Regions from separate parts of the Homo sapiens genome. Here all the other regions are linked to region 1. Evidence: chromatin contacts called from ENCODE Hi-C or POLR2A ChIA-PET data. All regions are on one chromosome and are shown on one strand. Each heading gives the region's core, a stretch centred on a gene start or an enhancer-like site at or near the end of the contact. The rest is flanking DNA. Distances are from core to core; before and after follow the strand shown. Region 1 holds the start of NEK7 (NIMA related kinase 7). Region 2 holds the start of LINC02789 (long intergenic non-protein coding RNA 2789). Region 3 has its middle 59 kb from the start of LINC02789.

Region 1 (4,944 bases), core at 972-3,471:
CCCAGGGCTGGAGTAGGAAGTACCCGCCCTCCCGAACGCGAGGTCCTGGCTGCGCATTGGCTGCGAAGGCCGTCAGTACTCCGGAGGGCGGAGCCTCCCGGCACCCAGCGGAATTTCAGGCCCGCACCTCCGGGAGGGTCCTCCGGGCTCCCGGGCTCCTTCCTCCCCCTTAACACTACCCCCGCACACACACCGGCCCCGAGAAGGCAACTAGCCTCCTCAAACGGTTCCTTTGCCTTTTTATTTCGCAGGCCTTCCTCTCACCCCATACAGTTACTGCCCCTTTGACTCCTCCGAGAGGCAAAGCTTTTTCAAAGCTCTAACACCTCTCCCCTACCCCAGCAAGTTCCCCGTGCGAGACCAAATAGAGGATGCCGCTGTTCTAAGAGTGAAGCAAGCTGTGGACTGGATCTCGCCGAGGGAGAGAGAATTCCTTCCTCTGGAAATAAAATAACTGCTGAGATTTTAAGTTAGCTGTTTCAAGAGCACTTGGCCATCACCAAGTGTTACAAACCAAGAATACTCAGCGGCCATTCAACAAGAGTTGCCACAAAGCATTAGAGGGTTAACTGTATCTCCTGTTTTACTGTTCACCGTTTTCAGGGTTTGACCGGTTGTCCCAAACATACTGTAGCTTTTGAGTGCAAGGACTATGCCATTCTTCGACCACACCACCAGCAGCTCAAGGTCCTGAACAGAACATATTTATAATACACATACTCTGTACTTTAATTCTCTAATGCAACCTGACAAGACATACTGCTGTCGCCTGGAGGGAGTGTGCATAGCCTTGAAACTGTAAATTCCTTGGAGGAGGAACTAGAAACAGTGGTTCCCATTATGATGGGTACATTAGGCTCTACAAACTATGGAAATGTGGTGTTTTCAATTGCATCCTTGAGCTCAGTAACCTCAAAGGAGAATAATCATTTTATTTCTGTGTATTTCTGATTTTCAGTTCAGTCACCAGAATTGCGCAAGGACAGTAACATGTATCTTACTGTAAACTAAGTATATTTTTTAGCATTTCTCCCCAGTGAGGACTACAGCAAGGTGAGAACACGATACATCATCTCTCCGCGACCCCAGTACGCTCCCAGTGCAAGACTAAATAGAGGATGCTGCGGTTTTAGGAGTGAAGGCCTACAGTGTAACAGAGGCAACAGAAGTTCTTTAGCTCTCAAGGCAGCATCCTCTAGGTTGTGCTCGCTTCCTTACACTGTTCTGCGGTCATACGGTCTTGTCACTTTTCTCTGTTTTCCTTTGGCTACCCTTCTCTGACTTTGGCCTCAGTTTTCAATTTCTTTTCCATTGCCACCATCACCAGCAATGTTCGCTATTGCCTCGCAATCCCTCTCTCCGACATTTTGTAATCCCGAGTCTCTCCCAAGTTCATTCTCCGACAGACCTCTCACGCTCCCTGTACTTCTGAAGCCACTTCGGATTCTCCCCTATCTGCCGGCTCCCACCACCCACTCTCTCCCAGCGCACTTCACTTTCCTAAGTCGGGCTGCTGCCGAATCCTGACAGACGGACTTCACCAATCCGCGAGAGATAAATAACCGACGTCGCCAATGAGCATCCGCCGGAAGGCGGGACTTCGCTTAAGTTCCTCGGGTCCCGAAACCAAAGACCTGTTGCCGCCGCCGCCGTGGCCACGGAGTTTCTTAGTTACCGCGGCGCCCTTGGCGGCCTCGGGCCTCTAGAGCCGGGGCCAGGTATGAAGTTTCCTGCCGCCCCCTCCCACCGCTGCCAACGAACAAGACCGAAACCCCCATCCGCCTCGAGCGCAGCGCGCCCCGCCCCACCTACCCCGAGCGAGGGTATCCCGGAGGCCGCCCCGCGCGGTCCCGACCTCCCTCTCCCGGCCCGACTCCCGCAGGCGGCCCCTCCCGGCAGGAGCTGCCCGGTCCGGGCGCCTGAACCCTGGGCAGCGACTCACCAGGAAGTTGGGAGTTTTCCGTTCTCCCGCCCGCGAGAGACCTTGGGCGGGCGGGTGGCTCGGCGCGGCGCCGCCGTCGGAAAGCGCGCTGGGCCGGGGGCTGAGGCTGCGAGGCCCGGAGCCTGTCGGCCACCTCCCGCCGCGCCGCCCCGGCGGACGCTGCAGGCGCGGGGCACCCACCCTGCGCACTGCGAGGCGCGTCCGGAGTGCGAGCCTAGCGGCGGCCCATCCTCCCGCGACTCCCGATCCTCCTCCTGCTGCCGCCGCTGTCAGGAGTGTAAACATCCCGGCATCCCCGAGGAGAGGGGCGGGGCGGGCGCCGGCCCCACCCCGCGTCGTGAGTCCAGGCCGGCTGCCCGATGGAGGCTTCCCGCCTGCGTCCCCGGCGCTCCCTGGAGCTGGGGGAGCCTCGGCGGTTTCCCTACTGGAGCCGAAGTCGCTCTGGAGGAGCCCCTCCTGGCCCCTCTCTTCCGGTTGTCAGGCCTAGCGTGGTGCGGGGCACCGCGTCCGGTCCCCTGAGCCCTCTTCCCCGGCTGCTTTTTAAGAACCCAGGGTCGGCTGCTTTTTAAGAACTTGTTTTTTCTTCATTTATATGTAAGTGCCCCCACTTGCAAGCGGTGAACCGACTTACTGATGTTCCCTTCTGGACCACAGCGTTTGTGATCCCATCTTCTTTTACCAGGTGATTTAAACTACCTCTGTGTTTAATGTGGAGTGCAGGGAAATGAGAAAAAAAAAAAAAGGCGTTTTCCTGAGTCTGGCTAAGCAAACGTTGCATGAAAGTGTCCCAGCATAGAGGACAGGGGCTTCAACAACATTCCAGAAGGTAAACTCCCTGGTGTGGTACGGAGGATCTTTGAAATAAATATGTGCAAAATCACCCAGAACCCTAGTACACGAAACTGCAAAAGGAATGCTTTGACACCAGCAGCTTCACGACTTAAGTTAACAGGGCATGAACTACTCGAGGAGACGGCTAGGAGGCAGTATGGAGTCGGCCATACCTTAATTGTCGTCTCAACTCAGTGATTAATTTTGTGACCTGGCTGCAAGTTATTTAACCTCTCCAAGTCTCAGTAACTCTCTGTAAAAGGAGATTAGTTGTAATACCAACCTCTAGGACCATAGTTAGAATTAAGTGAGATAAAGCAAAGTGCTTAACCACAAAGCTTGGCATATAAGACGTGCTCATTAAATTGTTGCTGTTGTTCATAGGTCTCTCACTAGTTTAACTTCCCTGACAAAAAGATTAGAGCCAAGAATGAGTAGATTATACCTCAAACATTTAAAATGTTAAAGCCATGAAATTAAGATCTGGAAAGTTTATTTTTAAAAAGAAAAATGGCCGGGCGCAGTGGCTCATGGCTGTAAGCCTAGCATTTTGGGAGGCCAAGTGGGGGGGGGGGTGATCACCTGAGGTCAGGAGTTCGAGACCAGCCTGGCCAACATGGCGAAACCCTGTCTCTACTAAAAATACAAAAACTAGCCGAGCGTGGTGGCAGGAGTCTATAATCCCAGCTACTGGGGAGGCTGAGGCAAAAGAATCGCTTGAACCCGAGGCGGGGAGGAGGTTGCAGTGAGCAGAGATCGCGTTACTTCACTCCAGCGTGGGTGAAAGAGCGAAAATCCGTCTCAAAAAAATAAATAAATAAATGAAAACGTTCACGATCTCAAAAGGAGGCCTTGATTCATGTGGCTCAACAAATATTCATAAATGGGCTAGGCAATGTTCTAAGGAATGAGGATACAACAGCTCACCGAGATATACAGTGCCTGCTGTCATAGAGCTTATATTGTAGTCGGAAAGGCCAAAAAAAAAAAAAAGCCAATAAATACCTACTATGCCAGATGGTGAGTCATAGAAAAATAAAGCAGGGTAGGGAGACATGGGGAGGGAGGATGCTATTTTAAATATGTTTGTCTGGGAATGCCTCTCTGACATTTGAGCAGAGAACTAAGGAAGTGAGAAATTAGCCATTTGGCTACCCAGGGTTAGAATATTTTACACAGAAGGATCAGCAAATGCAAAGACCCTAAGTGGAAGTGGGCTTGGCATGTTTGAGAAATAGGCAGGAGGTCAGTGTAGGCTAGAATTCAGTGAGCGGTGGGAAAGCAGCTGACTAAATCAGAAGAGGGAGTAGGGTACAAGAAGGGTATAGTTGTAGAATCTTGTAACCTTTAAAATTTATTCTGAATGAAAAGGAGAGCCATTGGAGGAGTGACCAAATCTGATTTGGGTTGGGAGAGAAGAGCTGCACTGTGGAGAACAGATTGAGCCTAAGAGCAACTAGATGTTAGAAGACTATTGTAATGATCCAGGTAAAATACATTGATGACAGACCAGAGTGCAGGTGGTAAAAATGGTGAGATTCCATTTCTAAGAGCAAACAAGATTTGCTGATGTATTGAATGTCAGGTAAGAAAGGAGGCAAGAACAAAGCCAATGAAATTGGCATTTGAACCAGATCATTTTATCAGGTCACACCAAATCAAATCTGTCAGTCAATAGAAACAGTGTCACTGGCGTCATACACAGGCACACATTGCAGGAAAAAAATAACCAGATATCCTTAGGGTAAAGACATGTCAACCTCAGACCAGACGTATGTGTAAGGTTTTTTTCTGTTTGTTTTGGGTTTTTTTTTTGTTTTTTGTTTTTTGTTTTTTTGGAGACAGCCTCTCGCTCTGTCACCCAGGCTGGAGTGCAGTGGCGTGATCTCAGCTCACTGCAACTTCCACCTCCCAGGTTCAAGTGATTCTCCTGCCTCAACCTCTTGAGTAGCTGGGATTACAGGCATGTGCCGCCACACCTGGCTAATGTTTGTATTTTTAGTGCAGACAGGGTTTCACCATGTTGGCCAGGCTGGCCTCGAACTCATGAACTCGAATGGTCTGCCCACCTCAGCCTCCCAAAGTGGTGTGAGCCACTGTGCCCAGCCAGTTTGGTGTTTTTTGTTTTTTAATAAACTACAGATTTATCTATGACCAAATATTCCATTGGT
Region 2 (4,944 bases), core at 1,144-3,643, 990 kb before region 1:
AAACCAAAACTCTGTAGCCTGTAGACTTCTAGTAGTCTACCTGTCAGTTCTGATTAATTTGAGTAATCCAGTTATTTCACTGACCTACTTTTTCAATGACTACTAACTTTTCTAAGCAAAAATCAAAGGTTTATTTTTTCTTGATGGTGTTTTTTTTTGCCTAGGATTATTAATAATTCAGTCAACAGATTTGTAAAGCTAACTTTTATTTCTGGAATTTTTTTATATTCATCATAAAATAGTGAATTGTCCATATTTTTCTATCATTGAGACACATTGGTCAGATCTAATATATATTCCATATTATTTCCATTTAATTTATACCTCCAAAAAGAATAAAAAATAAGGATGAAAGTATCAATCAAGATATCTTTAAAGTAATAAAAAAAATCCTGCCCTAGTTTAAGGTATTTTCGGCACTTTTCAAAAAAAGATAATTAAATTAAAATTGGCTCCTATGAATAAAATTTTACATTTTGAGGATAAGGGGCTTGTTTCTAATCCTTTTTGATATTATCTGCTGACTTCACTGAACTTAATTATACAAAGTACATTTAATCCAACTTGTCACATACACACACACATACACACACACACACACACAACTATTTGCACTTGTCTTATTTGAAATGGCAAAGATGTGACACTGGATTGACATGGTTTCCTTAACACTCATGTTGCTAAACTAGAACGTGCTAGGGGCAAATAACTCTTATAACATTGCTCCAAAATATTTATGATATTTTTGGAGTCCTAGTCAGTTAACCGTGCGAAAATTTTTTTTAAAAAGGACTCTCATTTTATAACAGCAACATAAGGATATAATATTAATAGCCCTATTAATGTGCATTGAATGCATGCTGAAATGCTAACTAGCCTATCAAGTCCACCACAGCATCATTGAAATAGTTATGAATTAACTCAGACTTTCAATCTTATATGCTTGTATCTGTATTCTTAATGCTTGCCTTTTAGTAAATTTTATAGGAAATAATATAACCTCCATTTCATACTAATATGGACTCTACTTTCATAGGAGTTATCTACTGTCCTTGATGAATATCCATAATGCACAATGTTAAAATGAGAAAGCTATAATTGGTAAATAGGTCAATAAGTGCACAGTTCAGAAGACAGCCATATCATGCTGTTATTTGTTCTCATCTCTCCCATAATGAGGATGTTCGCATTGCATGTTAAAAGTTGCTTCTGTGAAAAGCAATATTTGAATCATATACAAAGCTGTTGGACCAGGATGACAGGGTTCTTAACAAGAAAGGATAGAGCAAGTACTAGTCAACCCCAATGTGTCTATTGTAATAAATTCAAAAGGAAGAGCTAATCTGAGCAATGGATATGAAATAGGAAGCGTATACATCTGAGAGGAAAATATGTGAGGGATGATCGCAAAATGATTCATGACCTTAAAACTATTGTGGTGCCATGATAGACAGAAATTAACTCTCCATTTCACAGTAAAACCAAATAATTAACTCTCTCCTAATGAATGCCTTTTGGGATCCTTTCTGCAAGATCTCATCTGAAAGTCTTCTGTAAATAGCTGACATATCCAGCAATAGAGGAGCCAGCAAATACTGTGTTTTTAGAGAGAAAAAAAAATTTTTAAAGCAATTGCTAGATATTACAAAACTGATTTACCATCATCTAGTGGGTTCTTAGATTTAATTAAGTTTAATTAGATTTAGTTAGATGAATTAGATGCATCTAGACTCAGTTTACCTGATCTCGACCTAAAAGCAACATTTTGCCACTTCATTTGCATAGGGAAGAAGAAAATCTCATATAAGTCAACATTCAAACTCACCACAATAATGAGCCTCAATATTTGGACCTAAAATGGCTAGCACTTTTACACTTCATAATCACGGAAATGTGTTATGTTAAAGCAGTAGGAAGGAATCCCCTTTTGTGTGGAATTCACCATAGTAAAACCAACAAACAGAAATAGACTATGGATTTGTTTGTTTTATAAAGCAAGTTTTGTTCATTCTGCTGTTAAATACTGAGAGCAGAGCCTTTTTGCTGCTAAAGGAAAAGAATCTAAGCATTATTGTTTACCCTGTAAAAAGTGTTACATGCTGTCAGAAAAGATCAATCCTTTCCTCCAGTATCTTTTTCTTTTCTAAAAGTCTTCCCCTGTACTGCCATGAACTGCTACAATGTTAACAGAATTAGAAGTTTATGTCTGTTCTAGTCTGCAAAATAAAATGCACAAATGCAAACCAAACTTACCTTCCATTAACGTTTTCAATTTTGAATATGTTTTCATTTATTCTAGTCTCTTGAAGTTAAATCATTTCCTTTATATGTAAGAAATTTGCTAATCATTCATGGGTATTGTTTTCTCTAGGTTATTTGGTTTCCTATGTATCAATTAGGACCCAGCCCAATTCCAAGTATATATAGCCAGAAAGATCATACCATCTCTACAATAAAATCCTAGTTAAGTCTTTGATTTTTAAAAATGCATACTTATTTTACACATTTATTTTTTAAAATTAAAAAATCTGCTTCCAAATTATGTATTATCAAAGAGTATACTATATAAAAATCTTAAGTTTAAATTAAACATAACTTTTAAAATTTATTAATTAAAGATAAAGGTGGTCTTTTTCTAATTTATGAAAGAATTCTACATCTAAGACTAGTTATGTTATCTTTCATTCCGATAACAAATGTTTTTCAGAATTACAGAATTTTTTAAATTTTATAAAATAGAATAATGTAGTGTGAAATAAACGTGCCAAATGTGACTTTTTTAACTTCTGCATTGTCTGACAGCCTATAGAGTTACAGGAAATGTTTTATGTCATTATTATAGCTTTGTTCTAATTAAATCCATATAATCTTCACTTTTTGAGTTTAATCAAAGTAATATATGCATTTAATTTATGCCCAAAAAGCCCATAATAAAAAGTAGTTACCCCTACTCTCTGAGTCCCAATCATTCCAATCCCCAGGTACAACCACTTTCTTTGGGATATTTGTTCAACTATACCTCCATGTTTATGAAATATATGATTGTTGCTTTTTGATATATTAATTTTTGACACCATGCATGCACTTCCTATAACTGTAAGATTACATTATGTTCTTATCCGTATTCTATATTGCCATTATTTTTACTATGTAATATTATTCTATTTTATTTTTTAAAAATAGAAACATGGTTTTGCTATGTTGCCCAGGTTGGTCTAGAATTCCTGGGCTCAAGTGATTCCCCTCCCCCTCCCAAAGTGTTGGGATTAAGTTGTAAGCCACTGCACCCAGTGGCTAGTAGAGAATAGTAGTACTAGTATTCTCTACTAGTAGAGAATACTAGTACCATTCTCTTCTAACACCAATAATATACCACAATTCCCTTTTGTGTACTTTTTAGTTTGTTGTATTTAATAATTATCTAATTTTTTCAATTTCATTGTTTTCTCTTGAAGTGTTACTAAGTTGTTCCATATCTTTAATAACAGTTAGTGGACCAGATTTTGTTCGAAAACTGTCATTCAGAAGTGCTTAATGCACCTACTCCAATCTGGACTGAGTACAAATGCTTCTCTCATTGCTTTGAGGATATTAACTTAGCAGCACATTAAGGGATGGTTGGTAGGAGCAATCTCTTTTGGGTACAGATAATAAGGGGTTTATTGTAGAACGTTTTAGAATAAAGAACGTTTTAGAATAATACTAGAGTTGACCAAATATCAGTTTTCATTTTTATCATCACCATGCATCAGTAAATTCTAAACAAAGTCAACTATAAAATATTCTTCACTGCCAGGGCCAATTGCTTCAACCACCGTGTTTCTGCCTATTATATGTTACTTTATTAATTACAGTTCTTTCACACTTTTCTTGAATTTTTACATGTTCTCTTAAATCTCCTTCATCTTCTTTTGCTTTTATTCTTTTTTCTTTTTGTATTTGCTTATTTATGTTGGCGGCATGCTTCAAAAGCCTAGTGATTTGCAGATTCACCTTATAATGAAGTTATTTTAAAAGCTAGAAAATCTGTGTTCCTCAGCTGTGTTTGTTGAGTGGTAGGCTGGTTTTGTGAGGGTGGCTCCTAAATGTCAAGATCTCTGGCTCCATTTTTGGGGACTATTCCTGTGCTCCAAAGATTTGTTCGGTCTTATCTTTTTGGACTACCAGTCTGGGTGCTAATATTCTGGGAGGTGAGCTGGGAAAGGTACTAATGGTCTAATTGTTCTTGAGACTTCCAGAGATACAATGCTTGCTTTTCGTTAATGTTCCTCTCTGCAGTAGTTTATGGATCATCTTGTTCCATTCTGTCCATTTCATCTTCCTAGATCATGGCTTTAAGGTTGGAAATGTTTTCTGATTTATTATATATGCTCTTTCTTTTTTCTCCATTTTAATTATTTTAGGGTTAAACTGACGGTAACATAAATGTAATTTTTCACTTCTAATTCTGAATTGTGAAGTGGTGCTACAACTTAAACTATTACAAGCAGGTTACCCTTAAAACTCTTCCAGTCTTTTGAAAACATATACGTATAAACAAAAGTTATTTATTTAAAATCATATTCAAATCCATTAAAATAAGTTTTAGTAATATAATGGACTCTAATAAAACACTCTCCCCATAAGCCAACTAAAAAAATACAACCAAGTAAATTGTTCTCTCTATGATCAAAATCTAGCACTTATTTTCCAGCCAAATGTTAATTGCTACATGGGCTCTAAGATTTTGTTTGTTTGATTGTTTTTTATTTTGCTGATAAGCTGTATCTTATAGTACTGTTGGCTGTAATTGCTAACCAAAATTACACAGTGTTAAGAAAATAATGAGTCAGAGAAATTCTATGATGAACAAAAATGTGCAAACAGTGGCAAGACCCATTGGTTGTTAGAGGTTCTGTAATAAACTAAGACATGTATGATACTATTGAATCATTGTCAATCAAG
Region 3 (4,944 bases), core at 1,107-3,606, 930 kb before region 1:
GATCCTCCTATGGAATGTAAATTGCAAGCTTTGCATAGTTATGAATTCTTCTTCAATGAAAAGAAAGCTTGGACATAATGTATTTCACTCCATTTGCCTTCTCTCTTACAGAAAAGGTCAAGCTGCAGGATAGTACTGTAATTTATACTTCCCTCAGGTGGTGGTTTTTCCCATCAGAGAGAGAATATTGGGGCTAGGCCGTAGTGCAGAAAAAAATGAGCTGCCTCTTTTTCAGGGTTTGCGGGTCAAATTGGTCCCAGCGGCTTAGGATGCATTTCAAGGGTGAGCCTGTTGATGCCTGAGTGTTTCCCATCTGAAAGAAAAATACTGCCCATGGTTTTGGTTTGTTTTGCACCCCCCTCCCCTGCTCAAGAACCCACAATGGTCCCTGGACCCTGCTGATCGGAATAGTTGCACTCACCGACGCAGCAGCAGAAACACTTGTTTTCCTCCTAGACCACAATGAGGACCAAGAAAGGTCAGATTTGGTGGCCCTTACTGATGCATTGTCGAAAACCTGCACCCTTGCCTTTCCTCTTAGACCACAAAGAGGACTGAGAAATGTTGGATTTACTGGCCCTTACCGACACATTCTCAAAAACCTGTTAGAGTCCTAAGCATTTTCTCCTGTTAGTATTGGGACTTTACCCCTGTCCTATAAAGATGATATGCTTCAAAATGGAGTGGAGGGCTATATCTTCGTGATGAGTGTTGCAGCTCTTAAAGGTGGTGCAGACCCAAAGAGTGAGCAGCAGCAAGATTTATTGTGAAGAGCAAAAGAACAAAACTTCCACAGTGTGGAAGGGCACCCGAGCAGGTTGCCACTGCTGGCTGGGGTGGCCAGCTTTTATTCCCTTATTTGTCCCCATGCATGTCCTGCTGATTGGTCCATTTTACAGAGTGCTGATTGGTCCATTTTACAGAGCACTGATTGGTCCATTTTACAGGGTGCTGATTGGTCCATTTTAGAGGGTGTTGACTGGTCCATTTTACAAACCTCTAGCTAGCTACAGAGCGCCAATGGGTACATTTTTACAGAGAACTAATTGGTGCATTTTACAAACCTCTAGCTAGCTACAGAGTGCTGATTAGTGCGTTTTTACAGAGCACTGATGGATGCATTTTACAAACCTCTAGCTACAGAAAAGTTCTCCAAGTCCCCACTTGACCCAGGAAGTCCAGCTGGCTTCACCTCTCAATAACTCCTACTTCTGTTTGGAACTCATCTCTGGAATCATCTGGCTTCAGAGTCCAACCAGAGTCAATAGTTATGAATATACCCTTGGTTATTCTGTTCCACACTCATCATACTCTCTTGCATGATCCAGGCCTGGATTTAATATCCAGTCATTTAGTATCTTCCCAAACTTGGACTACTTATTGAACTTTATCATGTGTAAAATGGGGCAATGTATCATGTGTAAAATGGGGCAATGTTATCAGCCTCACTGGATTATTTTACAGATTAAAAGAGAACAAATATAGGGAGTTAAGAACTAACTCTTGAACATGATAAGTGCTCAGTGTATTTTGATCTTTTTCCTTATGTTAATCAAATAACACCTGTCACTGCAGGCTTCATGAGAGTTGGTCTGTTTCTACAAATTATTTTTTATATCTTTTCAATATGTACTTCTTTGTTTTCCCACCATGATAGCACACTGCTGATGTTAAAAATATCACTGAGAACCAATTGATAAATATCAGAGCATTACCTCCCCACAAAAGGGTAATTCAGAGTTTGTAAACGATGACATTAATGGAAAATGCCACTTCAATTACAATTTTTTCTTTTCTGCTTTTTTTTTTTGGAGGGACTTGTTAAGAAAAATTATTCTAAGTTTTAATATTTCAAATTACATAGGATATTACATAGTTTAATCAAATTACATCTTTGCACATCTTGATTGATTCATTCATTTTGAAATATTACTTTAAAATCATGAAAATACAATAATAATTCTCATTCCAGTTTCTTTGATATTTTATCAAAACCAATATCCGTCATCAGTTTGTGGCAATATTTGATTTTTTTATCATGATTTAGTTCTTCTATTTTTAAGAATACATTTATTCTATCATCACATCACATTGTCAGAAGTCTCATAAGAAACATTGTTGAGAACTGTGTGACCAAGTACTTCTTTTAGGGTGTAATTCTTTCAAAGCAAGCTCTAGATTTTAACATAGTTGAATTAGTAGTATTTTTTGGCAATTTAATATGGAGGTATAAGATATTTGCACAAACTTACATATTTCTTAGAGGCTCCCTTCAATGAATGTTTTGAAACCAAACACGTGTATAACATCACCTAAACCAAGAAAGAGGATGTGGCCAGTATGTCGGAAAACCCCACTTATGCCAACTCCAGTTACTATTCTCCACCCCACAGTTGACACCCACTTCTAAAACCAGAGATGTTGCATATCTCTCACCTTTATCAAAATAAAATTTATCATTGACTAATTTTATTAATTTTAATTGATTTCATTAAAACAAAATGATACTGTATCTATTTAGTTGTGTGTGACTTCCTGTTCAACGTCTTGCTTGGCAAATTTAGAACTGTTTTTGCACACAGTTGTAATCAGTTCCTTCTTACTGACATATGGTATTTCACTAGAATTATGAACATACCAGTACAGGAGTTTTGGTAAACATGTGTATGCATTTCTATTGGGTATATCCTTAGAATTTGAATTGCTAGGCTGTAAGGTATGCATACATTTAGCTTTAGAGGACACTGCCAAAGAGCTTTCTATGAGGTTGTACTAAACTATACTAAACTATGTCTCACACCAACAGTATATGAAACTTGCAGTTGCTACAGATCCTCACCAACACCTGGTATTGTCTGTCTTCTCATGTTAACAATTCCAGTGAGGAAGTAGAGGTATCACATTGTGGTTTTTTAACTTGCATTTTGTCAATGAGTAATAAATATGAGTAACTTTTTCTATATTTATTGACCATTTTAATGTATTTTATGTGAATTGTTTAAGTATTTTGTGCATTTTACTATTCGATTTTCTATCCTTTCCTTATTAGTTTGCAGGTGTTCTTTACAGAGTCTAGATATGATTTTTTGTGTGGGGGGTAAATTTTTTGTAGATATACTCCTTCTTTATTTATTTAATGTTATCATTTGATGAACAGAGCTATTGATTTATCTTTTTGCTTTAGTTTAAAACTATTTGTGTTCTGTTTCTGAAATCTTGGACTACTCTAAAATCATGAAGATGATTGCCCATGTTTTCATCTAAAGCCATTATTGTTTTACCTTAACCACATAGACCACAGTCATTTTTAATTGATTTTTGTGACTTGGGTGAGCAGAAATTAAGATACTTATTTTTCTCAAATAAGTAATCCATTGATGCAGCACCTTTATTGGAAAAACTACACGTTGCCCACTGCACAGCAGTGTTACTTTTGTGATAAATTAGGTTGGCGTATATATGGGTAAAACTGTTTCTTAGTGAGTATATGAAGCACATATAGAAAACTAAAGAGAATAGTATAATTATCCCATACTATCCATCACACAGCTTCAATAATTATCAGTTCATGGACACTTTTCATATACTAGCACTCACTTCTTTCCGCAATTCCAAAGATTATATTATTTATCCATTAGTATTTCAGTATATCTTTCTGAAAGATAAGGTCTTTTTTCTAACATTCTGAAATATTATATTATCACACCTAAAAACTAACATTCACTTAATATCACCAAATGCCCACTTATTGTTCAATTTCTGATTGTCCCATACATTTTTAAGGAGGTGTTCATCCAAATTACATTTTTAAGGACTTGTTCATCTAAATTAGAATTAAAAAATGTTTATGAACCTGAGCAACATAGTGAGAGACCCCATCTCTTAAAAAAAAAAAATTGGCCGGTCATGGTGGCATGCGCCTGTGTTCCCTGCTACTCCAGGAGCTGAGGCAGGAGGATCTCTGGAGCCCAGGATTTTGAGGCTGCAGTGAGGTACGATTACATCACTGCACCCCAGCCTGGGTTGTTGACAGAGTGAGATCCCAGCTCTTAAAAAGAAAATGTTTATACATTGTAATTGGTTGATAGGTCTCTTCAGTCTCTTCTAAAAACTACAGTTTTTCCTCTCTCTCTCGTGCGTGTATGTGTGTGTGTGTGTTCTTTGCGATGAATTTTTAAGAAGCTGGTTCAATAGTTCAGTAGAGTGGTCCACATTTTGGATTTTGTTATATTAGTCAATGATTAGTTCCTATTGGAACAAGACTTTTTTAAAAAAGATTGATTTCTAGGTACTGAAACAAAGCAACAGTTACCTCAATATCACCAAAGTGGAGTACCAGCTGAAGTTTGTGCTAATACCTAATGCTTATGTAAGAAATACACCTATTTTTATAATAGGTTTCTATATGCACTGTCCAAGGGCATTTTAACTGTAGCACTATTGACATTTTGTTTGGGCTGGTGAATTCTTTGTTGTAAGGGGATGTCCTACACTTTGTAGGATGTTTAACAGTATCACTGGCCTCTTTACTTTAGATGCCAGTAGCAGGCCCCAGTTGTGAACATATAAAACACTTATTGTCATTCACCCACTGCTTGCCATTTTTCATCCCTATTCTTTATATTTTCTCACCTTGATCTGTTATAAGTTCCTTGAGAATAGGAGCAATGTCTTAATGAATGAATTGGGGTTATTGATCATTTTTATGCCCTTGTGATATTTGCTTCTGAGGACCAAATGAGATAATCCACAAAAGACTCCCTTCGAACACTTTGCAGGGCCCTGGTAAAAGTGTTGGACATTTTTAGATCCTGTTACTGGTTTTGCCTCACCATTTCCTGCTGCATTGTACTCAGTCCACTGCTATTGACTCCTCCATTTCAAACCAAGCATTTTTGTGTAGTCAGCAATGTTTTTCCATTAATTCTTCTTTCCTTCTTCACA

The links. Hi-C counts contacts between places; a loop is a spot of excess contacts on that map. ChIA-PET counts read pairs that join two places held with the same protein, here RNA polymerase II (POLR2A). Pooled maps may share reads with other maps.
Region 2: a loop to region 1 is called in a pooled map, with 2.1 times the contacts of the local background. The contact joins the promoter of LINC02789 here to the promoter of NEK7 in region 1. A Hi-C loop is called at or near these places in 3 of 37 single-sample maps with no recorded cell type and 3 of 50 pooled maps.
Region 3: a pooled map shows a loop between it and region 1 (3-fold over the local background). The contact joins the enhancer-like site here to the promoter of NEK7 in region 1. A Hi-C loop is called at or near these places in 6 of 37 single-sample maps with no recorded cell type and 5 of 50 pooled maps. POLR2A ChIA-PET finds 5 or more read pairs at or near these places in 1 of 52 experiments (H1).

Annotation. Positions count from the first base shown.
Region 1 is chr1:198,154,275-198,159,218 of GRCh38, reverse strand. It overlaps NEK7 (NIMA related kinase 7), which reads right to left and starts at 2,221. Exons shown (of 10, transcript NM_133494.3): 1 at 1,943-2,221. RefSeq lists enhancers at 1,496-1,545, 2,976-3,035 and a silencer at 1,786-2,385.
Region 2 is chr1:199,146,047-199,150,990 of GRCh38, reverse strand. LINC02789 (long intergenic non-protein coding RNA 2789) reads right to left here and starts at 2,393. Exons shown (of 4, transcript NR_147896.1): 1 at 2,254-2,393. The region is part of intron 1 of LOC107985243 (a long non-coding RNA gene); the gene reads left to right.
Region 3 is chr1:199,087,368-199,092,311 of GRCh38, reverse strand. No RefSeq gene overlaps it. Among named protein-coding and RNA genes, the nearest start is that of LINC02789, 59 kb to the left of the region's middle. RefSeq lists an enhancer at 2,671-2,720. Within about 2 kb of position 2,356, at least 3 of the 41 ENCODE cell types and tissues checked have a DNase peak (open chromatin) inside an H3K27ac peak, as active enhancers do.